Regions from separate parts of the Homo sapiens genome. Here regions 1 and 2 are each linked to region 3. A link is a loop called in an ENCODE intact Hi-C map of the cell type or tissue named here. Cell type or tissue: Caco-2. All regions are shown on one strand.

Region 1 (8,000 bases), 230 kb after region 3:
GGTGGAATTTAACTGGTATATGACCTTCCGCGCCCATTCCACGGCAAAAGGGAAGAATGCCTCAGGTGAGCATGCGTACAACTCCAGTAAACACACCGTGCATGCTCCCCTCCCAAGCACTAGCAGGCCACTGTGTATGTGGACAACCCACACCAAGAGAAGAATCAGGGGAGAAGGAACGCAAGACCCAGAATCACGCCAACATATAAAACCCCAAGTCGGGCCGGGTGCAGTGGCTCACGCCTGTAATCCAGGCACTTTGGCAGGCCGAGGCGGATGGATCACGAGGTTAGGAGTTCAAGACCTGCCTGGCCAACATGATGAAACCTTGTCTCTACTAAAAATACAAAAATTAGCCAGGCGTGGTGGCGGGCACCTGTAATCTCAGTTACTCAGGAGGCTGAGACAGATAATTGCTTGAACCCGGGAGGCGGAGGTTGCAGTGAGCCCAGATCGCACCACTGCACTCAAGCCTGGGTGACAGAGCAAGACTCTGTCACCAAAACAAAAACAAAAAACAAACAAAACAAAAACAAAAAAACAAAACCCAAGTCAAAAGGTCAAACCCTGCACTTGTCCTTCAAAGTCGCTTGCTTGGGCCTCTTCCAAATGTACTTTTTTTTTCTTTTGTTCCTGCTCCAAAGCTTTTTTTTTTCTTTCCTTTTCTTTCTTCCTTTCTTTCTTTTTTCTTTTTCTTTTCTTTTCTTTTCTTTTTTTTTTTAAGACAGGGTCTCACTTTGTCACCCAGGCTGGAGTGTAATAGCGTGATCTTGGCTCACTGCACCATCCACCTCCCAGGCTCAAGCAATCCTCCCACCTCAGCCTCCTAAGTAGTTTTTTAAAAAATTTTTTTGTAGAGATGAGGTTTCACTATGTTGCCCAGGCTGAGCTCAGATGATCCACCTGCCTCAGCCTCCCAAAGTGCTGAGATTACAGGCATAAGCCACTGAGCCGTGCCCCTGCTCTCAAATTTTTAAGTCAACTTTCACTCATGCTCTAAAACTTGCCTCAATCTGTTCTTCTGCATTATGCCCCTCAGTCGAATTTTTTCTTCTTTGAAGACAATAATTGAGGTGGCTGCAGACCCGTATGGACTCACTGCTTGTAACTCAGATACTCACCACTGCTAACAGTTTGATTCATTCCAGGTACCCTATCTAATATTGCTCAGAACATTAGACAGAAAGACAGAGGAGTTTACTTAGTGCTCTTCAGATGCACGGTGTGGATGCTTTCTTTCTCCATTTCTCTAGCAGCCCTGTACATTTCCAACCAGAGACACCCACACATACCTATAGAGTTAGGACAAAGACACAAGGCTCCTAGGTTGGTTTTTACTTTAAGTAAAATTCTGTGAAACAGGGATGTGAATTAAATATTCTGAAATAAGTCAAATATTTGGATTAAGAATTGCCCTAAAATAGAAATCACCAACCCCATACCAGAGATGGATTTAATTAAAGTCACTTAAATACCTGATCCTGATAAAATCATTATGATTTTCGCTGGTTGCGGGCTTCATATGCAATGGTAAAATGCAATTTGGGGAGTATTTATTTTGAGATGCCATGTTAAGTCAATGCCCAAACTAATCTCCACAAGCCCTTTGATGACACTTTAATTCAAGCCAACAAAATGGTGTGTGAATTTTATTAGGGGCAATACAATATACAAATAAATTAGTTTAAACTATAATTTTTCTCTGTCATACAAATACTTTATTGACCAGAGAGCAACTCTTTACTGCCATCCCCTGATCTGTTGTGGAAATACTGCTTCTACTGGAGAAAACTAAATTATTCTATGATAGTACTAAGAAAAGAAAATTTAGTCTTTTAATCCCATGGATAAAGTTAAATGGCTTCTTTTCTAGGATGCAATATTGCCTGGATTTCAAATTGCTGTACATTAGCTTCTCCCCAAAAGTAATAAGAAACTATAGCATTTAGTTGATGCTATCTTAGAGCCCCGGGATCTCTTAAGTGGTGCTAACTTTTCTTCTCTTTCCGGAAATATTACTCATTCTCATTAAAAAAATAGATGTGGGAATAACTAAATTGAGTCAAGCTCACTCACTGATATAGCTTTACTTCACACAAAAGGGCCTTTCTATTGAACCTGTGGGTATTTAACTGAATTCCAGTAGCTCAAATACAATTTTATGAGAAATTCGTTGCCCCTTTCTTCCAGCCTGAATATGAAATTAAAATAGGCAGGAGAAGTTGAGAGGGTGTCCTGTTTAAGCAGGGTGGTTAGACCATTTACATTCAAGTTTAATATTGATACATGAGGTTTCGATCCTATCACGATATTGTTAGCTGTTTGCTTTGTAGTTTCTGCTGTGTTTTTGCTTTCTGGGGTCTGGGGGCTTTGTACTTCAGTGTGATTTCTGTTTGTTTTAGAATCATGGAATGTTAGAACCAGAAGTAAATGAGAGTCAACAAATCAGGTGCTAGCCCTTTGTGATAGTTAATACTGAGTGTCAACTTGATTGGATTGGAGAATACAAAATATTGATTCCAGGTGTGTCTGTGAGGGTGTTGCCCAAGGAGATTGACATTTGAGTCAGTGAGCTGGGAAAGGCAGGCCCACCCTTAATCTGGGTGGGCACAATCTAATCAGCTGTCAGCATGGCTAGAATATAAGCAGACAGAAAAATGTGAAAAGAGACTAGCTTAGCCTTCCCAGCGTGTATCTTTCTCCCCTGCTGGATGCTTCCTGTCCCCGAACATTGGACTCCAAATTCTTCAGTTTTGGAACTCTGACTGGCTCTCCTTCCTCCTCAGCTTGCAGACAGCCCATTGTGGGACCTTGTGAACGTGTGAGTTAATATTTAATAAACTCCCCTTTTTATATATATATATATATATATATATATATATATATATATATATATTCCATTAGTTCTGTCCCTCTAGAGAAACTAATACGCCCTTGCTGAAACCAAGGTCCAGAGAGTGAAGTGATGTTCAAGGTCACATAGCAAAACAGAGGTTGATTCTGCTACCCCTGATATCCTCTTCCACATAGGCTCTTCATGGTCTGAGTTTGGAAAACTCATCTTGTCTGTGTGCACCTGGGTTGTGATAGCTTCCCCAGCTTTCATCAAACCCTTAATTCTGTTGTGCTGCCCCCTGGTGACAAGGATTATCTACTACAGCTACAGAATTTGGCCCAAGCATGCTCCTCCCTCTGTATTCATTCAGTTGACAAATATTTATTGAGATCTACACTATGCCAGTCACCTTCTAGACACTGGAGCTTCAGTAGTAAAAAAGCAACGCACTATCTCTGTCAAACACATTAAATAACACACAAGGCTATGGAGATGATATATCAGAGAAGGGACAGGCATAGTGGCTGGAGAATTGCAAGTTTAAATCATGTGTTCCTAGGTTGACCTCTCTGGAAATAAGACGTTTGAGACAAGATTTGAAGGAAGTGAGGGCATAAGCCGTGCTGGGGCCAGGGGAAGCATGGCCTGGGCAGCAGAAATGTGAAGATGCCAAGGATCAAGAGGGCATCTGCTGGTTCTGAGGAACGGTAAAGAGGCCATTGTGCTCTGAGCTGAGTGAGATGCAGAGAATAGAGACAAGCACAGTGCCATGCAAAGGCAGAGAAGGGAAGGACCAGTGGGGCCTGCAGGCTGGAGCAAGAGTTTGGTTTTTCTCTGGATATGGGGACTGTTGGTGCCGTGACTCGGATCGGGGGACCTCCCTTGGGAGATCAATCCCCTGTCCTCCTGTTCTTTGCTCCGTGAGAAAGATCCACCTACGACCTCAGGTCCTCAGACCGACCAGCCCAAGGAACATCTCACCAATTTTAAATCGGGTAAGTGGCCTCTTCTTACTCTTCTCCAACCTCTCTCACTGTCCCTCAACCACTTTCTCCTTTCCACTCTTCAATCTCTCCCTTCTCTTAATTTCAATTCCTTTCATTTTCTGGGAGAGACAAAGGAGACACGTTTTATCAGTGGACCCAAAACTCTGGCACTGGTCACGGACTGGGAAGGCAGCCTTCCCTTGGTGTTTAATCATTGCAGGGACGCCTCTGATTATACACCCACGTTTCAAGGGTGTCAGACCACGCAGGGACGCCTGCCTTGGTCCTTCACCCTTAGCAGCAAGTCCCGCTTTTCTGGGGAAGGGGCAAGTACCTCAACCCCTTCTCTCCTTGTCTCTACCCCTTCTCTGCTTTTCCAGGGACAGGGCAAGTACCCCAACCCCTTCTCTCCTTGTCTCTACCCCTTCTCTGTTTTTCTGGGAGAGGGGCAAGTACCCCTCAACCCCTTCTCCTTCACTCTTAGCGGCAAGTCCCGCTTTTCTAGAGGAGGGGCAAGTACCCCAACCTCATACCTCTGTGCCCCAATCCCTTATTTCTGCACCCCAACCTCTTATCTGTGTGCCCCAATCCCTTATTTCTGTGCCCCAACCCCTTATTTCTGCACCCCATCCCTTATTTCCGTGCCCCGACCTCTTATCTCTGCGCCCCAACCCATTTTCCCACTTTTCTGGAAGGTAAGAACCCCCGAACCCCTTCTCTCCATTTCTCTACTCTCTCTTTATGGGCAACCTTCTACCCTCCATTCCTCCTCCTACTCCCTTGGCCTGTGTTCTCAAAAACTTAAAACCTCTTTAACACCTGACCTAAAACCTAAATGCCTTATTTTCTTCTGCAATGCCGCTTGACCCCAATACAAACTTGACAGTAGTTCCAAATAGCCAGAAAATGGCACTTTGAATTTTTCCATCCTGCAATATCTAAATAATTCTTGTCTTAAAATAGGCAAACAGTCTGAGGTGCCTGACGTCCAGGCATTCTTTTACACATCAGTCCCTTCCTAGTCTCTGTGCCCAGTGCAACTCGTCCCAAATCTTCCTTCTTTCCCTCCCACCTGTCCCCTCAGTTCCAACCCCAAGCGTCACTGAGTCTTTCTAATCTTCCTTTTCTACAGACCCATCTGACCTCTCCCTTCCTCCCCAGGCTGCTCCTCGCCAGGCCGAGCTAGGTCCCAATTCTTCCTCAGCCTCCGCTCCTCCACCCTATAATCCTTTATCACCTCCCCTCCTCACACCTGGTCCGGCTTAGTTTCGTTCCGTGACTAGCCCTCCCCCTCCCGCCCAGCAATTTACTCTTAAAAAGGTGGCTGGAGCTAAAGGCATAGTCAAGGTTAATGCTCCTTTTTCTTTATCCCAAATCAGATAGCGTTTAGGCTCTTTTTCATCAAATATAAAAATCCAGCCCAGTTCATGGCTCGTTTGGCAGCAACCCTGAGACACTTTACAGCCCTAGACCCTAAAAGGTCAAAAGGCTGTCTTATTCTCAAAATACATTTTATTACCCAATCTGCTCCTGACATTAAAACTCCAAAAATTAAATTCCAGCCCTCAAACCCCACAACAGGATTTAATTAACCTCGCCTTCAAGGTGTACAATAATAGAAAAAAGTTGCAATTCCTTGCCTCCACTGTGAGACAAACCCCAGCCACATCTCCAGCGCACAAGAACTTCCAAATGCCTGAACGGCAGTGGCCAGGCGTTCCTCCAGAACCTCCTCCCACAGGAGCTTGCTACACATGCCGGAAATCTGGCCACTGGGCCAAGGAATGCCCGCAGCCCGGGATTCCTCCTAAGCCGCGTCCCATCTGTGTGGGACCCCACTGAAAATTGGACTGTTCAACTCACCTGGCAGCCACTCCCACAGCCCATGGAACTCTGGCCCAAGGCTCTTTGACTGACTCCTTCCCAGATCTTCTCGGCTTAGCAGCTGAAGACTGACACTGCCCGATCTCCTCGGAAGCCCCCTAGACCATCACGGACACCGAGCTTCGGGTAACTCTCACAGTGGAAGGTAAGCCCGTCCCCTTCTTAATCAATACGGAGGCTACCCACTGCACATTACCTTTTTTTCAAGGGCCTGTTTCCCTTGCCTCCATAACTGTTGTGGGTATTGATGGCCAGGCTTCTAAACCTCTTAAAACTCCCCAACTCTGGTGCCAACTTAGACAATACTCTTTTAAGCACTCCTTTTTAGTTATCCCCACCTGCCCAGTTCCCTTATTAGGCTGAGACACTTTAATTATCTGCTTCCCTGACTATTCCTGGACTACAGCTATATCTCATTGCCGCCCTTCTTCCCAATCCAAAGCCTCCTTTGCATCCTCCTCTTGTATCCCCCCAACCTTAACCCACAAGTATAAGATACCTCTACTCCCTCTTAGGCAACCGATCATGCACCCCTTACCATCTCATTAAAACCTAATCACCTTTACCCTACTCAACGCCAATATTCCATCCCGCAGCACACTTTAAAAAGATTAAAGCCTGTTATCACTCGCCTGCTACAGCATGGCCTTTTAAAGCCTATAAACTCTCCTTACAATTCCCCCATTTTACCTGTCCTAAAACCAGACAAGCCTTACAAGTTAGTTCAGGATCTGCACCTTATCAACCAAATTGTTTTGCCTATCCACCCGGTGGTGCCAAACCCATACACTCTCCTATCCTCAATACCTGCCTCTACAACCCATTATTCTGTTCTAGATCTCAAACATGCTTTCTTTACTATTCCTTTGCACCCTCAATCCCAGCCTCTCTTCGCTTTCACTTGGACTGACCCTGACACCCATTAAGCTCAGCAAATTACCTAGGCTGTACTGCCGCAAAGCTTCACAGACAGCCCCCATTACTTCAATCAAGCCCAAATTTCTTCCTCATCTGTTACCTATCTCGGCATAATTCTCATAAAAACACACGTGCTCTTCCTGCCAATCGTGTCCGACTGATCTCTCAAACCCCAGCACCTTCTACAAAACAACAACTTCTTTCCTTCCTAGGCATGGTTAGCACGGTCAGAATTCTTACACAAGAGCCAGGACCACACCCTGTAGCCTTTCTGTCCAAACAACTTGACCTTACTGTTTTAGCCTAGCCCTCACGTCTGCATGCAGCAGCTGCCGCTGCTTTAATACTTTTAGAGGCCCTCAAAATCACAAACTATGCTCAACTCACTCTCTACAGTTCTCATAACTTCCAAAATCTATTTTCTTCCTCATACCTGACGCATATACTTTCTGCTCCCCGGCTCCTTCAGCTGTAGTCACTCTTTAAGTCCCACAATTACCATTGTTCCTGGCCTGGACTTCAATCTGGCCTCCCATGTTATTCCTGATACCACACCTGACCCCCATGACTGTATCTCTCTGATCCACCTGATATTCACCCCATTTCCCCATATTTCCTTCTTTCCTGTTCCTCACCCTGATCACGCTTGATTTATTGATGGCGGTTCCACCAGGCCTAATCGCCACACACCAGCAAAGGCAGGTTATGCTATAGTACAAGCCACTAGCCCGCCTCTTAGAACCTCTCATTTCCTTTCCATCGTGGAAATCTATCCTCAAGGAAATAACTTCTCAGTGTTCCATCTGCTATTCTACTGCTCCTCAGGGATTATTCAGGTCCCCTCCCTTCCCTACACATCAAGCTCGAGGATTTGCCCCACCCAGGACTGGCAAATTAGCTTTACTCAACATGCCCTGAGTCGGATAACTAAAATACCTCTTAGTCTAGGTAGATACTTTCACTGGATAGGTAGAGGCCTTTCCTACAGGGTCTGAGAAGGCCACCGCAGTCATTTCTTCCGTTCTGTCAGACATAATTCCTCAGTTTAGCCTTCCCACCTCAATACAGTCTGATAACAGATGAGCCTTTATTAGTCAAATCAGCCAAGCAGTTTTTCAGGCTCTTAGTATTCAGTGAAACCTTTATATCCCTTACGGTCCTCCGTCTTCAAGAAAAGTAGAATGGACTAAAGGTCTTTTAAAAACACACCTCACCAAGCTCAGCCACCGAAAAGGACTGGACAATACTTTTACCACTTTCCCTTCTCAGAATTCAGGCCTGTCCTCGGAATGCTACAGGGTACAGCCCATTTAAGCTCCTGTATAGACGCTCCTTTTTATTAGGCCCCAGTCTCATTCCAGACACCAGACCAACTT
Region 2 (8,000 bases), 120 kb after region 3:
CCCTAATAAGATTTTCACCTCACCACATCACCCCACTGCTATTTCAAGATCACAAATGACATCATTTCTGCTAACACCAGTGGTTCATTCTTAGCCATCCTCTTGCACGATCTCTTAGTCACAGATGATTGTCACTCTTTCCTGTAACGTTTCTCTTCCCTTGGCTTTCCGGACACTCCACTCATCTGGTTTTCTTCCTGCTTCCCTGGCTGCTCCTCCTTCAGCTTTTCTTTCCTCATCTCCCCTAACTCTAAATAAATTGGAGGTTATCAGAATTCAGTCTTTGGACATCATCTCTATCAACACTCCCTCACTTGTGATGTAATCTGATTTCGTTGGGATAATGATTGTGCTTTTGATGACTTACAAATTTTTGTCTCCAACCTGGAGCTCTCCTGAACTGCACACTCATATACTAATTGCCTAATTGGCGTCTCCGCTTGGATATCTAATGGGAATCTCAAACTTAATGGGTATAAAAGCGAACTCCAGATAGTCTCCTGACAACAGCTCTTTCTGCATTTTCCCATCTCTGAGTGGCAATTCATACTTCCAGTTAACAAAATTATTGCCAAAAATATTGGAATCATCCTTTTCTCCCCTCTTTTTCTCGTATTCTCCATCCCATCTATCAGTGAATACTGTCAGCTCTACTTTCAAAATTGGTCCATAAATCTGCCATTTTTCACTCACAGGATCTAGTTTTTTTGGTACCTCTATGACTCCATTTTCTATTCCAATTTTCTCTACCACTGTCCCGCTTGCAAATCCTTCCTGCATATTATTGTCTTTGGCTTTGTTTTTCTCTGTGCTTGGAATGCTCTTCTCCCCACTATCTATATAGAATTCTTCTTCACCTTTTCAGGCCTTTACTCAAATGTCCCCTTCTCAGTGAGGCATTCCCAGCTAACTCTGTCTAGAATTGCATCCTTCAGGCCACAAGACTTCTTGAAAATTTCTATTTTCCACTCCTGTTTTAATGTCTTCATTAGCCCTTTTTACTTCTTATTGACCACACATTTCATTTATTTTGTTTATTGTCCATATTTCTCATCAGATTTTCCTTGAGAGCCGGGATTCATGTTTTGTTCATTGCCTTGTACGTAGTACATGCTTAATAAATATTTGATGAATGAGAGTTGAAGAACTGAATAGAGTCCATCAGATTTCAAAGATACCATTGATGACTTGGTAGGAGCAGTTTTGCAGGAGTAGTAGACCTAAATAGTTTCACTTAAAAACGGAGACAACAAAAGAGGGATACCTTTTAAAGGATGAAAGAGAAGATAGTATGTGGAAGACTTACAGTTGAAAGAGGGTCTTTGTTAGTTTAAAGACAGTAGTGACTTGTGGGAACGAAGGAGCCAGGAGAAAGGGAAAGTCAGGTAAAATGAAGAGCGCAGATGATTATTAGAGTCAGCCTCTTGATGAAGCAAAAATGGATAGGATGGGGGATCATGAAGGTATTAGACTGCATAGCAGGAGTAACACCAGGAGCCAGCTCCAAAATTGTGCAACCAGGGTGGTTGCATAGGGCTCCTTGATTAGAAGAGACTTGCATTTGGTTTAATGTTCTATTCTTGCTGTCTTGAAATTTTTCATTATTTTTGAACAAGCGTACTGCATTTTCATTTTGCACTGGGCACCAACAAATTACATAGCCAGTGCTCACAAGTGCATCTTCCATTGTAAAAAGAGGGAAGGCAGAAAGAATAAGCACAGATCACGGGGAGTTTTAGATATTTAATGGCAGGAAGTTGAGGGAACTCCTGTCTGATAACTTTGATTATTTTTTTTTCCTATGAAGTAGAAAGTGAGGTTGTCTCCTAAGAAAGAGCAAAGGGAGTAGAAAGTGTGAAGAAGCTGGGGAGAGTGCAATCCTGCATAGGGAATTGGCTAAGGACATACACCACGGAGTCAGTTGGCCCAAGCTCAAGTTGTGACTGTCACTCACTAGTCTCTGACTTTGGACAAGTCACTTTACCTGCTTGTGTTTCATTTTAGTAATCTGTAAATGGAGGCTCTGAGAATACCCTAGAAGACTGTCTGGCACTTCATAACTCTGTAGAATAGGAGAAAGTTGATCAGGAGAAGGTAGATTCCCAAACCTACTCATATCGCTCTTCTTTGTATAGTTTCCATATCTGAATTGAGGGCAAAATATGGACGGTGGACAAAGGAAAAACCAATGGTTTTATTCTAACATAATACAAAATAAATTTCAATATATTCCACATATGAATGGAAATTTTTTTTTCAGATGCAAAAGAGAAAGATGAAAAAACAACACAAGACCAATTGGAAAAGCCTCAAAATGAAGAAAAATGAAGGCTCATAATCTATCAAGAGTGCTGAATTTCTGCATGTTGAAAGACTTAGTGGTTCTGTTTTCTTGAGACATTTAATCTGGTGGTAACTGTGGTAACATTGCAGCCCTAAGCAGCATGTGTATATTAGATAATTGTGTTGTGATGCTACTCACTTTGATTGCAATGATGATGTCCAAGGTAAGCTATTAAAAGGCAGGTTACTTCCAAATCGCACTGAAGGAAAAGGTTAAGAATAATACATGATCACAGAAATGCATACCACTGTCTGTAAACCCAACAAAATTCACTGTTCTCTTTTGGATTTATTTAGCCTGATGTATTTTTAATTCAATTTTTATGGTGATGGGCAAATCATTCTTGGTAAATGTAAATCAAACATGATTGATTTAAAACTTCATGGAATTTGTAGAAAATTATGGACATTTTTGGTGAGAAAGAACAATAGTCAAAACTCACATGGATAGAGTGTGTTTGTTTTTTGCCAAAAATGCCCCAGACTTTTTCCCAAACCTCAAAAACGTCTTGGAAAAATTGTAAAAGTTTGATAACAGAAACATCTTTAGGATATTTTTGTCTGACATATTTTGCTTCTAGTATGTGCCTACTGTGATTTTTTTCATGTGGAAAATGCAAAATTTGTAACAAAATGGTTATATGGAACATGCCTATTAAATGAATTTTACTATCTTCCCTAACTTTGGTCTGTGTATGTGTGTGTGTTTTACTTTAATATGAATTATACAAAATACTAGTTGTTTTACACTCTCTTTTCTTATTCTTAGGGCTTTTGTGTATGTCTGACTTGTTTTTAAATAACTTCCTCAGCAATGCAGACCTTAATTTTTATATTTTTTTAAAGTAGCTAACATAGCAGTAGGCACTTAAGCATTTAGTCAATGATATTGGTAGAAATAGTAAAATACATCCTTTAAATATATATCTAAGCATATATTTTAAAAGGAGCAAAAATAAAACCAAAGTGTTAGTAAATTTTGATTTATTAGATATTTTAGAAAAATAATAGAATTCTGAAGTTTTAAAAATGTCAGTAATTAATTTATTTTCATTTTCAGAAATATATGCATGCAGTTATGTTTTATTTGATTGTTGACTTAGGCTATGTCTGTATACAGTAACCAAATAAACTCTTTCACTATTAAAGAGATTTCTTACTGACACAAGTCTCCTTCATTTTATCTTCAGAAGTAGGCTGAGTAAAAAATGGTGACACATTTTATAGAATGAAGTTAACAGTCTTTGCAATATAAATCACCTCTGGCTTATTATTTAATTGACAGAGCTTACCTTTATATCTTATATACACCAAAGGGGTAGATCTCAAAGAACCTGATTGCTTTAAGTTTTCAAATATAATTTTTTCTTTATTAAATAATCAAAAGTAATATTTTAAGTGTAGCACTAATTTAATATTCAATAACATTTATCACAGCCATTAAAATTATATTTCTAAAAGTTATTTAATGACATGAGGTTTTATAATCAGATAAAGAGGGGTTAGAGTGGAACAGTGGTTTTCAGCATGGATGGGGAAGAAATTTTGCCCCCTAGAGGGCATTTGACAATGTCTGGAGACTTTTTGGCTGCCACAACTGGAGGTGGAAAGCAAGGGAGAAAAGGTGCTACTGTAATGTAGTGGGCAGAGGCTGGGGATACCGCTAAGCTGCTAAGCATCTTACCATTCCACAGGGCAGCCCTGACAGCAAGGATTACCCGGTCATGTGTGTCAACAATGCTGAGGTTGAGACACTCTGGAGTAGAGTTAAACTGTTAAGCATATGGATTTTAAATTCAGATTATCTGGGTTTGAATTCTAGCTCTGCTACTCAGTAGTTGCGTGATCCTGGGCAACTTACATCATGTCTCTAAGTCTCAGTTTTATCCTCTGTGGAATGGTTTTAATAATAGCGCATACTTTATAGGGTGGGTGGAGGCAGTAAATGAGATAGTATATGCAAAACAATTGAATAATGCCTGGCAAAGAATAATTATTCAATAAATATTAGCTATCATCATCATCGTTGTCATATTTATTCAAGATGCTCTTGCCAATACTGTGGTAGTGGAGGTGGTAGGAAGCTCAATTTGTTTATTTGTCTGTCTTCTGCCTTTCTCTGTGACTTCACAAAATCTCTGTGATATCCCCAATGCTTGGTGCTGGGAGAAAACAGGATGGTAGAAATAGACAATTCATGGTAATTACCACATGAATGCTAATTCAATCATGCTAATGGGTGACTGACAGGCCATGAGTATTACCATTTAACAATGAGTCTGCTCACTAGTGTTTTATGACAGTTACTGCAAAAAAATAGAATCTTGAGTCAGTATTTAAATGAGTAATTTGTTCCATGAAAATGTAGAAGAAATAAAGTAACATCGTTCTTGGATCATAGTTTTCTACAATATTTTTCTCATTTAGAAGACCAAAAGTAAAGCCATGTCCCTCCTCATTATTGCTAACAGTTACATATATTCTGAATGATATATATTCTAAATCAATTATTCACTACAATGCACACACAAACGTTCCATTATTTTGTATTACCCAAGGTATCAGGCTTGTTCACTGAGAATATGTGCTAACGAAAATGGTTTATTTTCCCTGAGGAGTCCAGACAAAGGAGAATGAGAGGTCAGTAGCAGTTTAAAGACAACGCTGAATTTGCCTACCAACTTTTTAAAAAATCAAGCTATTTTGAGGAACCTATGGTATTTTGTCATAGCAAGTAGACACTTTTACCAAAGCTATTTATTTGGGACTTATTAAAGAAAGTCTCCTTGCCCATTTTGCCATTGTCTTTGTACAAGGCACTTGCTTTAGTCAATAGCTATGAAGTCTAAATTAACACTGTCAGATAATCAGGCTAAAAGGTGACAATAAAGCTATAAAGCAGCTGTCTGAAAACTTAACTCTGTATAAAGGAGAAAGAACAAAAAGAATCTATTCTGTGTCATGTACCCAGAGATATTTTGTGTTCTGGGTAGAAAAGATTTGAACTTTCTTAAAACGTTAGTGAGTATAAGGGGAGGTGCCCTACTTAGAAAATAAACCACTAGTTTTCCTCAGGTGGCTTGACAACTTGGGCAGATGTTTGGCAAGGGACAGGGGGATAGAGAGGAGCCAGAGGAAAATGAAAATTCTGGTGTTCTATGCCACTGTAGAATGACTATACTTAGTAATAACATATAATTTAAAATAGCTAGAAGGGGCCCTGTGCAGTGGCTCACACCTGTAATCCAGCACTTTGGGAGAGCAAGGTGGGTGGATCACTTGAAGTCAATAATTCAAGACCAGCCTGGCCAACATGGTGAAACCCCGTCTCTACTAAAAATACAAAAATTAGCTGGGTGTAGAAAAATAAAAATTAGCTTGATGTGGTGGCATTGTCCCAGCTACTCGGGAGGCTGAGGCAGGAGAATCACTTGAACCCAGGAGACAGAGTTTGCAGTGGGCCGAGATTGTGCCACTGCACTCCAGCCTGGGCAATAGAGCAAGACTCTGTCTCAGAAAACAAAAACAAATTAAAATAAAATAGCTAGAAGGAGGATGTTGAGCATTCTCAACACAAAGAAATGACAAATGCTTGAGATGATGAATATGCAAATACCATGATCTGACCACTCTAAATTGTATGTATCAAAACATCACTATGTACCCCATGAATATGTATAATTATTATTTGTTAATTAAAAAGTAAAATAAAAAAAGGATATAACCAAAGCTCACTAATCTGTTACCCTGTCTGTGGAGCCTGGCCCCTCAAGTTCAAAGTACAGCTCTGCCATTTGCTCTTATGATTTTGTTCATTTTATTCCTTGTGCTTCCATTTATTCAACATGTAAAATGATAAATTATTATGAGGATTAAGTGAGTGAATATTAGTCATTGATAAGGGCAGTGCCTGGCATACTAGCAAAAACTCATATTATTATTATTTGCCAGAACATAAAGGATGATAAAGACTTTAAGTTGAATGTTCTAGATCTGTTGATTTTTTCCTATGTTATTTGCCAGTATAGATTTCCTTCTATTCTTCTGCTCTTTTCTTTCCGCTAGCAACACCTCCGTGGCTAAAAACAGGACTGATTAATCAGACTGAGTCCCTTTTTTTTTTTTAGTGTTACTGATGACAACTCTCAGAACATTAAAAATCTGCAGCCAGTTAAAAACTGGAAGCGTTGGCTCAAACAAAGGGCTGGGGCAATGTTGTTGTTACTTGTTAAAATCCTAGAATGGATTTCTCAGTGGGCACACATCAACAGAAGTCATCATCATAGGCCGGGCGCAGTGGCTCATGCCTGTAATCCCAGCACTTTGGGAGGCCGAGGCAGGCGGTTCATGAGGTCAGGAGATCGAGATCATCCTGGCTAACATGGTGAAACCCTGTCTCTACTAAAAATACAAAAAAATAGCTAGGCATGGTGGCGGGTGCCTGCAGTCCCAGCTACTTGGGAGGCTGAGGCAGAAGAATGGCATGAACCCAGGAGGCAGAGGTTGCAGTGAGCTGAGATCATGCCACTGCACTCCAGCTGGGGCAACAGAGCAAGACTCCGTCTCAAAAAAAAAAAAATCATCATCATAGCCAAATTTCTTGTGACTGGTGATTACTTAGCACATAGTAGATCCTTTTGAATCTTCATAAAAAATCATATAAAATAGTTGTTAATGTTTCTCATTTTTACAGATGAAGAAAATGGATTCAGAGAGTATCTTTGAGAGTTCACACAAGGAAGTGCAACAGTGACTTAGGACAGGGCTCTCAGAGTTTGGATGTGCACAGCCTCTCTTGTACCAAAAGTCCCCTCTTCCCCAAACCAGCTCATTCATGAGCATATTAGATTTGTCTGAATTTACTCAAAATTCTTAGGGAAATTTAAAAGTTGTATAAGAAGAATAACATATGAGCCAAAATGAGCACTGATATCTCAAAACAGCAATTTTATTTATTTATTTGGCTTTATTCTTTCATTAACTCATATTTTACCTCATTCCAGAAATGATTTTATATGGCAAGCTGTTGGTATTGTTGTCATTTAATTTTCCATTAACTTGTAGAGCCCTGAAGGAGTGCAGAGTTGGTGAGAAGACTGGGATTCTTTGGGGTGGGAAGTAGTAGCTGGAAGAGAGGCAGAGAAGAAAGGCTCCCCATCCTTGGCTCGGCTCACATTCAGCTTGGGGCTAACCATGGTTGTGAAGAGGGCACATGGACATTCTGAGACACAAACTGCATCTGGCATGAACTAACTATGAACATTTTTAGAGAAGGGCCACATAGGTAAGTGAAATCATCTCATTTGTTCCTCAGTGATAAATTTCAGAGGCTGAATTATTTTTGGCAATGTTGATGGCAGAGAAGCATCCGAAGTGCCAGATGGGTCGCTACAGAGACCTCAGGGAACCATAAGAAAGCCAGAAATCTGAAGAAAAAAAAAAAAAGTCTCACCTTAGAGTCTGTGGAATTGAGCTCTCATAGTGCTTTAGGCATACCAGATATTCAAATAGTCCTGTTTTATAACGTATTTGTCACCTAAATTGAATTTCCATTAGTGGAAGGGATTTGTTTTTTACATATTGCCTTTCTTTGATGTAAAATTGTGGAGAATAATAGGAGAAAAAGCATGGGGCTGTCGTCAATAAATGCGGATTTG
Region 3 (8,000 bases):
AGTGTTGGGATCCTTGTAACTCCCCAGTATTACTTCTGAAGTCTTAATTGTCTCTTTTACCAGTCCTTGATCCACTTACGTTTTTCCTCCCTGGATATGCACCTTCTGCCCCAACTTTGCATAGTCATCCTCTCAGTTCTGGATCAGTCCACTACATTCACGGAAGTGTTTGTTATCAAACTCACTCCTTTTTTCATTCTGGTATTACTGTTGGTGGCTTCAATGTCCATATAGTTTCTTCAATACCTTAGTCCCTAATGTCTTGATCTTCGTTCTACGTCAGCCAACCCCACCCTTAGCTCTTCCATAAACTGTCTATCTTTGTACTTCTAAAACTTCAAAGAAAACGATCCCATTTCCTGACTACAACTTATCTCTCTCATTTGATGTGGATTTGTAGTTCTTGGACTCTTCCTTCTTCTCCCCTCTTTGTCCTCACTTATTTTCCTATTTATTCTTGTTAACCTTAAAACCTTGTCTTAAAAATAGTATCCAAGCTTGCTCCTTGTCTTTTCATCACATCACTTGGCACAATCCCAAAGTTGGATTAAACTTTCTGCATTTAAAGGCATATATTTGACACAAATTCACAATTCACATGATTGTGTGGAATTACTGCTACCACCAATTCTTGGACTCAAAAACTCCTCCTTGCACTTATGGTCAGGTCGTGTCTAACATTTGCAAAAGCAGCTACTGCAAACCTTTCCGCATCTTCTCCTTACTTTCCTAGTAGAAATGAGAGGCCATCAAAAATCTTAAATCTAAATAGACAAAAGCATTCTATAAATAGTGTTCTTATAAGTCATTATTTGGTCTTAAGTGTGGAAACAAAGTTAATACTTATTCATTTCAAAACGGCCTGTAGAGTACCTACTTTGTGAAGGTACTATTCTAGGTGTTGAGGATATGGCCTTCATGGGCCATACATTCCAGTGGTTCTGATGATTTCATATGTAGGTTAAAAGCTTAGCAGTGAGGTCTAGTGGTTTTCTCACATTGATCCCAAAATACAGATTTTACAAAGCAAAATTTTCAAGTATAGGAAATACACTTGCAGGATCATAAAAATCCAATCATGATACCATAATTCATAAGTTCAAACATTTTAGTATCACTCTCTGTCATAGTACCTCTAAAATAAATAAACCTTAGAATAATTTGCCCTAGATAATAAAAATATATGTTATTATATAATATAATAATAACAGGCCTTAGCAGTATGCCAGATAATAAGTTTTAAAGTTACACTAATGATATAAATAACTCTCAGTCTCTTTGATTAATGCTTGTGTAACCACACAAGTAACTATATTTTTATTAGGCGGGTGCAGAAGCTACTGCAGTTTTTGCCAGTACTTTTTTGCAATTACTTTTGCACTAACCTAATACAAAACAAAATGTGCCTACATCACAATTCAGAAAAATCACAGCTTTATTAGCAGAGTATAATTTAAGGAAGTCAATCAATCCTGAAGGCAGAAAGACCTAAGTTCAAAACTGATTTGGAATCTTCTCAGCTATTTAGCCTTGTTCAAAGTATCTAACCTTGCTGAACCTCAGTTTACTATCTGAAAATAGAGAAAATTATTACTATATTGTGGAGGTATGAATATTGAATAATTTAAAGAACTTGATTGTACTACCATTAGCACACACTGAATAAAATATTAGTCTGATTATATTTTCGTATTTCCATATTTAGGCTTTTGCCTAAAAAGGGAATTTGGAAGTGGTCATTGGCAGGTGTCATAGGCTTTGGGTGGCAAGTCAGAGCATAGTATGAATGAGCAAATTAGTAAAGACTAGAGATAAGAGAAGACTTTGAGTACTAATTAAGAGTTTCAGGAGACCAGAGGAGATTTTAAGACTTCAGTGAGAAACCACTTTCTCAGGAAGCAGATAAATTAATTTTATCAGCAGTATCGTCGTCCATGTAATATGGCTTTTAAAAAGCACAGTGAGACCTTAGTAGTAACGACTTTATTTTTCTTAGTGAGAACCTGAAAGTGAAACTTGATATACATTATTTTCTGCTTTTATTGCACAAAAAGTTGTTTCCATTGCATATTGCTTCCTAATCTGTTAAAATAATCTGTTAACAAACTCGAAGACCCAGATTCGGGGCGTAGATAAGCCTGTGTACCTTCCTACCTTCTCCAAACAGCCAACATTAGATCAAAGGGCAACCTTAATGACACCTGGAGCACAAACCCTGCTCAGGGCGCGTACAACCGGAGGGACAGAAAACACGATGCGACGTCGGAAAGCAGGAAGGGAATTGAAATTCCCGCAGTCACGTCACAGAAATCTTAGCAGAACCTCATCATCGCCCAAGGGAACTGGGAGTGGCGGGCGGGGAGGACGCGGGTTGTGTGACGATCACCGATAATTAGTTGGTGGTTAACGCACAAGTAGGATAAAAGAGCTCGCCCCAGGCTGCCAGCAGAAAAAAGCTACCGTGGCACGTGCCCCGGGGAGTGATGCGGTGGCCCGGTTTGCACGGAGAGCGGGACACCGCCTGGGGAGCCGCGCTCGTAGCCTGGGGGCGGGACGCGGCGGCCGCTCCCTCCGCCCCCGAGTAGCTGCCACCGCCTGGCTGCGCCCCAGCCCAGTAGCTCAGACGCGGCCGCATCCCGGTGGACTGTAGAGGCGGCAGCGAGCTAGAGCCCGAGTCGCAGCTCCGGGCCGCAGAGCGCTGGGCGAGCGCGAGCGCCAGGGCACCGGCAGGGCAGGCAGCTGCGCGCGGCTGGTACGTACCTGGTGGAGCGGGCGCGTGAGTGGGTGTCCCTATGCGAGGAGGGAGGAGTGGGACTTGGGAAGTCGGGGGAGACTGACCCAGGGAAGATGTGGTAAGTGCAACTTTCCTATTTTCTGCCCTGCTGGCACAAATATGGGGGGAGTTCGAAGCAGATGCCTCTTTCGCTTGGGCGACCCGATCCATCGTTTAACTCACAAGTCAGGGTACTTAGAGAGTGAAAAGGACGCTCACGCCAACAGGCGTGACGTGGGAGGTCTGTCACCTGCCTTTTGCCCACTCTGCCCTGCAGGTGGCCATTGATGACCTCCTGTCACAAGTCGCTGAGTCCTTCGGCTCTCGCGCCAGCAATGCCAAGTCTTTCCCCTGGGCGGTGCTTACCAAGCCCCGGGTAGTCACGAGCGGCCGCGGGGTTAGCAGAGACCCGAGTACTAACCCGCTCGGCCAGCGTCCGGCTGTGTGGCTTTAGCCAAGTCACCTCACCTCACTGGCCTCCGTCCATTCTTTGGATAAAATATGGAGGTGGGTAGACCGAGTAAACTCAAGGGTCGCCCGTAGCTATTGGATTTTCCCTGCTCCTAGGACCCCGGCAGGCCGCAGGGAGGGACACGAGTGCCAGGTGGTCGCGGGCTGAGGGAGCGGAGGGCCTGTGTTCCGGTTGGTGCTGATGCTAGCCCCTTGGGGAAATTCCTGAAGGTGCATTTCGGAGCCAAATGACCCTGCCTTGCAGCAGGTCCCTTCCAAGGGAGCTGAGAGGGCCAGGTCAGACCGGTCTTCGTAGAGCTCCCCGGGGAACGCAGCCAACGGAACTCGGGTCCTTTAGAAAAGTGCATGCGTGAACTAGGCATGTGGGAAGCACTAAAACAAACAACAAACAAACAACAAAACACCCTGCAGGTGGTAGTGTTATTAGCTGGAGTCTGTGCAGGACTGGAAAGTGGAGATTTGAGGCGAATGACCACTTAAACGTTCATCTAGAAAAAAAATTTTAAAAAAACTCTTTTATCAGTGGTTTGCATACTGAAAGGTATTGAATTAGAAATATTGCGAGTATTGCATTTCTCTTCGTGTACAGATAGATTTCAAAATTCATCTGTCCACTTTATCTCTTCACAAGATGCCTTCCTTCTTACTGACATTGCCACACATTCAAAAAAAATCCTCCTGGGATTTTATATTTAGAAAGCTCAGCATTTGGATTATTAAAATGAGAACTGATGACCATAATGCTCACGGAAAATGGGGTAGGTTATGGATCAAGTTTGGTTAAATCAGCAGTTTATAAACCTTGTTTCCTGTTAGTGTGCCGGGTGCTGGTCAATGCCCCCCTAGTGACACTATCTCAAGAGATCATTTGCTAAAAAGGTGTTTTGGAAGTTCAAAAGATTCGATTTTGAAGGAAAGTATAGCTTTGGAAAGGAAATCTTTTGGAAAACGTTTTTAGTAATGGACTTCTCAATCTTATCTTTACCACAACTTTCTTCAATAAAATATCAAAGACTAATGGACCACATTATGCAGAATATTTTAAAATGTGTCAAATTTCATTTTTGTTAAAGAGTTTTTCCTCCTTTTTAGTCGATTGCAAACATATTGTTTAGATCAATGATAGATCAATTTAATTTTCCTCACAGTTCTTACAATTATTTAAATTCTTACGCAGTTTGCATTACAGCATTTTTTTACAACTTTATTGAGATATAATTTATATATTATAAAGTTCACCCTTTAAGGGTGAATAATATTTAAAAATTATATTTCAGTGAGTTTTAGAAAATTTGTTAATTTTCTAAAAGTTGTAAAACCATTACCATATCTGGTTTTAGAACATTCCAAAATTGTAAAACCATTACCATATCTGGTTTTAGAACAGTTTACTCACTTGGTAAGATTCCTTATGTCCATTATGTCTTTGTTCCCACTCCCATTCCCAGGCAACCATTAATCTACTTTCAGTCTATAGATTTGCCTTTTCTGAACATTTTATATAAATGGAATGATATACTATATGGTCTTTTGCTTATGGCTTCTCTTACTTAGCATAATGTTTTTGGGGTTCAGCTATGTTGTGGCATGTATCAGTATTTCATTTCTTCTTATTGCTGAATAGTTTTCCATTGTATGGATATACCACATTTTGTCAATTTACTAGTGGATGGATATTTGGGTTGTTTCCAATATGGGAATATTATGAATCATGCTGCTGAGAACATTTGCATTCAAGTGTTTGTGAGTACCCGTTTTCATTTCTCTTGGGTAGATGCTTAACAGTGAAATTGGTAGGTTGTATGACAAACTTGTGTCTAACTTTTAAGGAACACTATAGAGTAATTTTTGTAGAAGTTATATATATAAAAATTTAAAAAATTCTGGAAAAATAAATGTTTCTTACTGGATCATATATGATGTTATATGTATATAGAGAGAGGCTTGGGAGAGGAACCATTGCTTCTCTTCAAATTTAGAGCTGAGGTACAGCAAACACTTTTGAAAAAAATGTCGCAATATTTCTCAGAAACGAGATATTTCTTGCCTAATGTTTTTTAATGCTAAATGAGCATGAATCAGGCTTAATCAAGACTAAATTTTCATTAATGTCAATTGAAAATGAGAAAGCATGCAGTTTGAAAATTGTATTTTAAGTGTTGAGACTTAGCCAGCTCTGAATGGCTGGACAATAAATTCGGTGGTTTTCCATTTCTTCAATGCAAAATTTTAATTGAGTTAGAAAAAACAAAATTATTCTTTCCTCAACATCAAAAATAAACTATACGTCTTGTGAACTATATGTCTTGTGATAAGCATTGTTAATCATGATTCCATATAATTATTTTAAATAATAATTAAGCATATTCTATTAGTAGATTTAGGGATCTAAGGCCCAAGAGTAAGTGATTTCCATATACAAAAATCACATATTAGACCAGGGCTCTGGTTTTCCTGTTTTAAAACTTCCCCCATTAGTACATGTTCCTCTAAATCCTGTTAGTTTCAGACATTTTCATATGTTATATGTACTTTAAAAAAGTCATTACCAGGTAGTGACATTACATGGAAATAATCTAGGTTAAGCACTTGAACATCCCCATAAAATCAAAGACAGCTACTATTTTTTATTTTTATTAGAAGTACAACTGGTTTTGGCCCTGCGTGGTGGCTCATGCCTGTAATCCCAGCACTTTGGGAGGCTGAGGTGGGCGGATCACAAGGTCAAGAGGTAGAGACCATCCTAGCCAACATGGTGAAACCCCGTCTCTCTAAAAATACAAAAATTAGCTGGGTGTGGTGGTGCACACCTGTAGTCCCAGCTATTTGGGAGGCCGAGGTAGGAGTATCGCTTGAACCCAGGAGGCAGAGGTTGCAGTGAGCTGAGATGGCACCACTGCACTCCAGCCTGGTGACAGAGTGAGACTCCATCAAAAAAAAAAAAAAAAAAAAAGAATTACAGTTGATTTTGAGAAATCAAATGGATATGCTACTTTTTACTGAACTGAGGTACACTTTTTATTCTAGCAAGTGGCAAATAGCAGTATTATGTGCCCAGAGCAGAGTGGATTTGTGTTCTTCAGTCACTCCTAGTTGTAAAAATGTGACATTGCCCAAGAGTTGGGTGCTTGGTTGGAGAAGAGAGTTCAGAGATGTTTAGATAAAAATAAAACAATCTAGATTTGCATAATTTCCTGAACGGGAAGAGGTATTCTCACCTAGAATCCTGGATCTGTTAGAAGTAGGATTTCTCAGATTGGAAAGAGGGCCAAGGAAATGGAGATTCTTTAAGACAATGTGGTCTGTAGCCAAGATAGTTTTAATGTAATTGAAGAAGCAGCAACAGAAGCATCTACAGACAATATGAATGGAGCTGGATTCCTTCCTGTACCTCCCAGACTCTCCCTTCCTGCAGTCTCTGCTTTCTTCTAAGCACTCTTATTGGCTATGCTGTTGAAAGTATTCTTATCCCCGTGGGGGTGTGGGAGTAAGCATCCCCATGGGGGTGTGGGAGTAAGTAAACTGTAGGCTTTCTTTTTTTTTGGATAAAGTAAAGGGAGAACTGAAGTCCAGTGTGATAGCTTCAGGAATAAAACCATGGAAGACAGGAAATAATTAGGTAGTCTTCTCAAGCATGCTTATATTTTAATGGTCACAAAATAATTTATATCTAGATTAAATTTTATGGATTGAGCTAATACATCTCAGAAGAAGAAAACACCATTCTTAAAATTCTTAAAATCATAAAATCTTAAAATCAGTGTGTGTGTATGTGTATGTGCATGTGTGTGTAAAGAGGGCTTACAACTCATGCAATTACATTAGTGTATTACATTAGTTTATTTTATATTTTAAAATGAAAATAAATACCTCTACCATGGAGCTTCTGGAGCCAGGTATAATATTAAATTTTAAAATGCTGAAATAAGCCCTACTTTTCTCACTTTTCCCAAAAAGGCCTTGAAATCTAATGAAAAGCCAGATTATAGGTATGGTGGATTTTGTTACACTCCAAGGGTTTGCAAAAAGTCTATCAAGCCAAAATTTATAAACGCCAGGACTTCACAGAAACCACTCTTCTTTTCAGTTCCATCATCCTTGAAGAAGGGTGTCTATGATAATTCTGTGTATTGTAGTGAAGTAGTAGAACTTTTTGCAGTAGTGAAAAGAAAAAAAAAATTTTTAAATATGTCTTTCTAACATGCCATGAAGCTGTGCATATGTATATACTGTTGTAATCCTGGGGAGGTTTCATCTGAAGGCTACTGGAAGGACTGCTCTAGTAGGCCAAGCAAGAGATGCTGAATGAGTCAGGGCAGCAGAATTAGGGATGAGGAAAAGTATTCAGATTCTAGAAATATTAGGAGATGAAAATAATTGAGTTTGATGGTAGTTGGGATATGAAGTTAAGAAGACATGAGAATGAAGAGTGCCTCTCAGATTCTTGGCTTGAAGTGAGAGCTGGCACAATTTACAAACATGCAGGTTTAAGAATGGGGCGACTTCATGGGTGTACTGAGTTGGATAATGTCTCCCCAAAATTCACGTCCTTCCTAGAATCTCAGGATATGACCTTATTTGGAAATAGGATCACTACATATGCAATTAGCTAGGATGAGGTCATACTAGAGTAAGGTGGGCTCTTAACCCAATATGACTGGTTTCCTTATAAGAAGAGGCAAGAGACACAAAGAGAAAGACACATAGAGGGTAGACAACATGACAATGCTGGGGGAGATTGAAGTTATGAAACTGT

The links. Hi-C counts contacts between places; a loop is a spot of excess contacts. Peaks named below come from ENCODE experiments on the same cell type or tissue, not always from the same donor. Only the 100,000 strongest peaks of a DNase experiment are listed, where the experiment ranks them.
Region 1: a loop joins it to region 3, with 6 times the contacts of the local background. A loop is called at or near these places in 10 of 110 quality-filtered maps.
Region 2: it touches region 3 in a loop (9-fold over the local background); 17 of 110 quality-filtered maps call a loop at or near these places.

Annotation. Positions count from the first base shown.
Region 1 is chr6:122,836,527-122,844,526 of GRCh38, forward strand. No RefSeq gene overlaps it. Among named protein-coding and RNA genes, the nearest start is that of SMPDL3A, 51 kb to the left of the region's middle. In Caco-2, CTCF peaks have their summits at 1,745 and 3,145 (motif pointing left); a DNase peak (open chromatin) is centred at 3,125.
Region 2 is chr6:122,722,868-122,730,867 of GRCh38, forward strand. PKIB (cAMP-dependent protein kinase inhibitor beta) reads left to right here. Exons shown (of 5, transcript NM_181795.3): 5 at 2,261-3,506. The coding sequence ends at 2,328. Among named protein-coding and RNA genes, the nearest start is that of FABP7, 53 kb to the right of the region's middle. In Caco-2, a CTCF peak has its summit at 3,924 (motif pointing left); no DNase peak of the experiment used is centred here.
Region 3 is chr6:122,607,784-122,615,783 of GRCh38, forward strand. It overlaps PKIB (cAMP-dependent protein kinase inhibitor beta), which reads left to right and starts at 2,622. Exons shown (of 5, transcript NM_181795.3): 1 at 2,622-2,752. RefSeq lists a silencer at 2,473-2,652 and an enhancer at 3,269-3,914. In Caco-2, CTCF peaks have their summits at 2,739 and 3,035; DNase peaks (open chromatin) are centred at 2,268, 2,608, 3,118 and 3,418; H3K4me3 peaks cover 2,522 bases.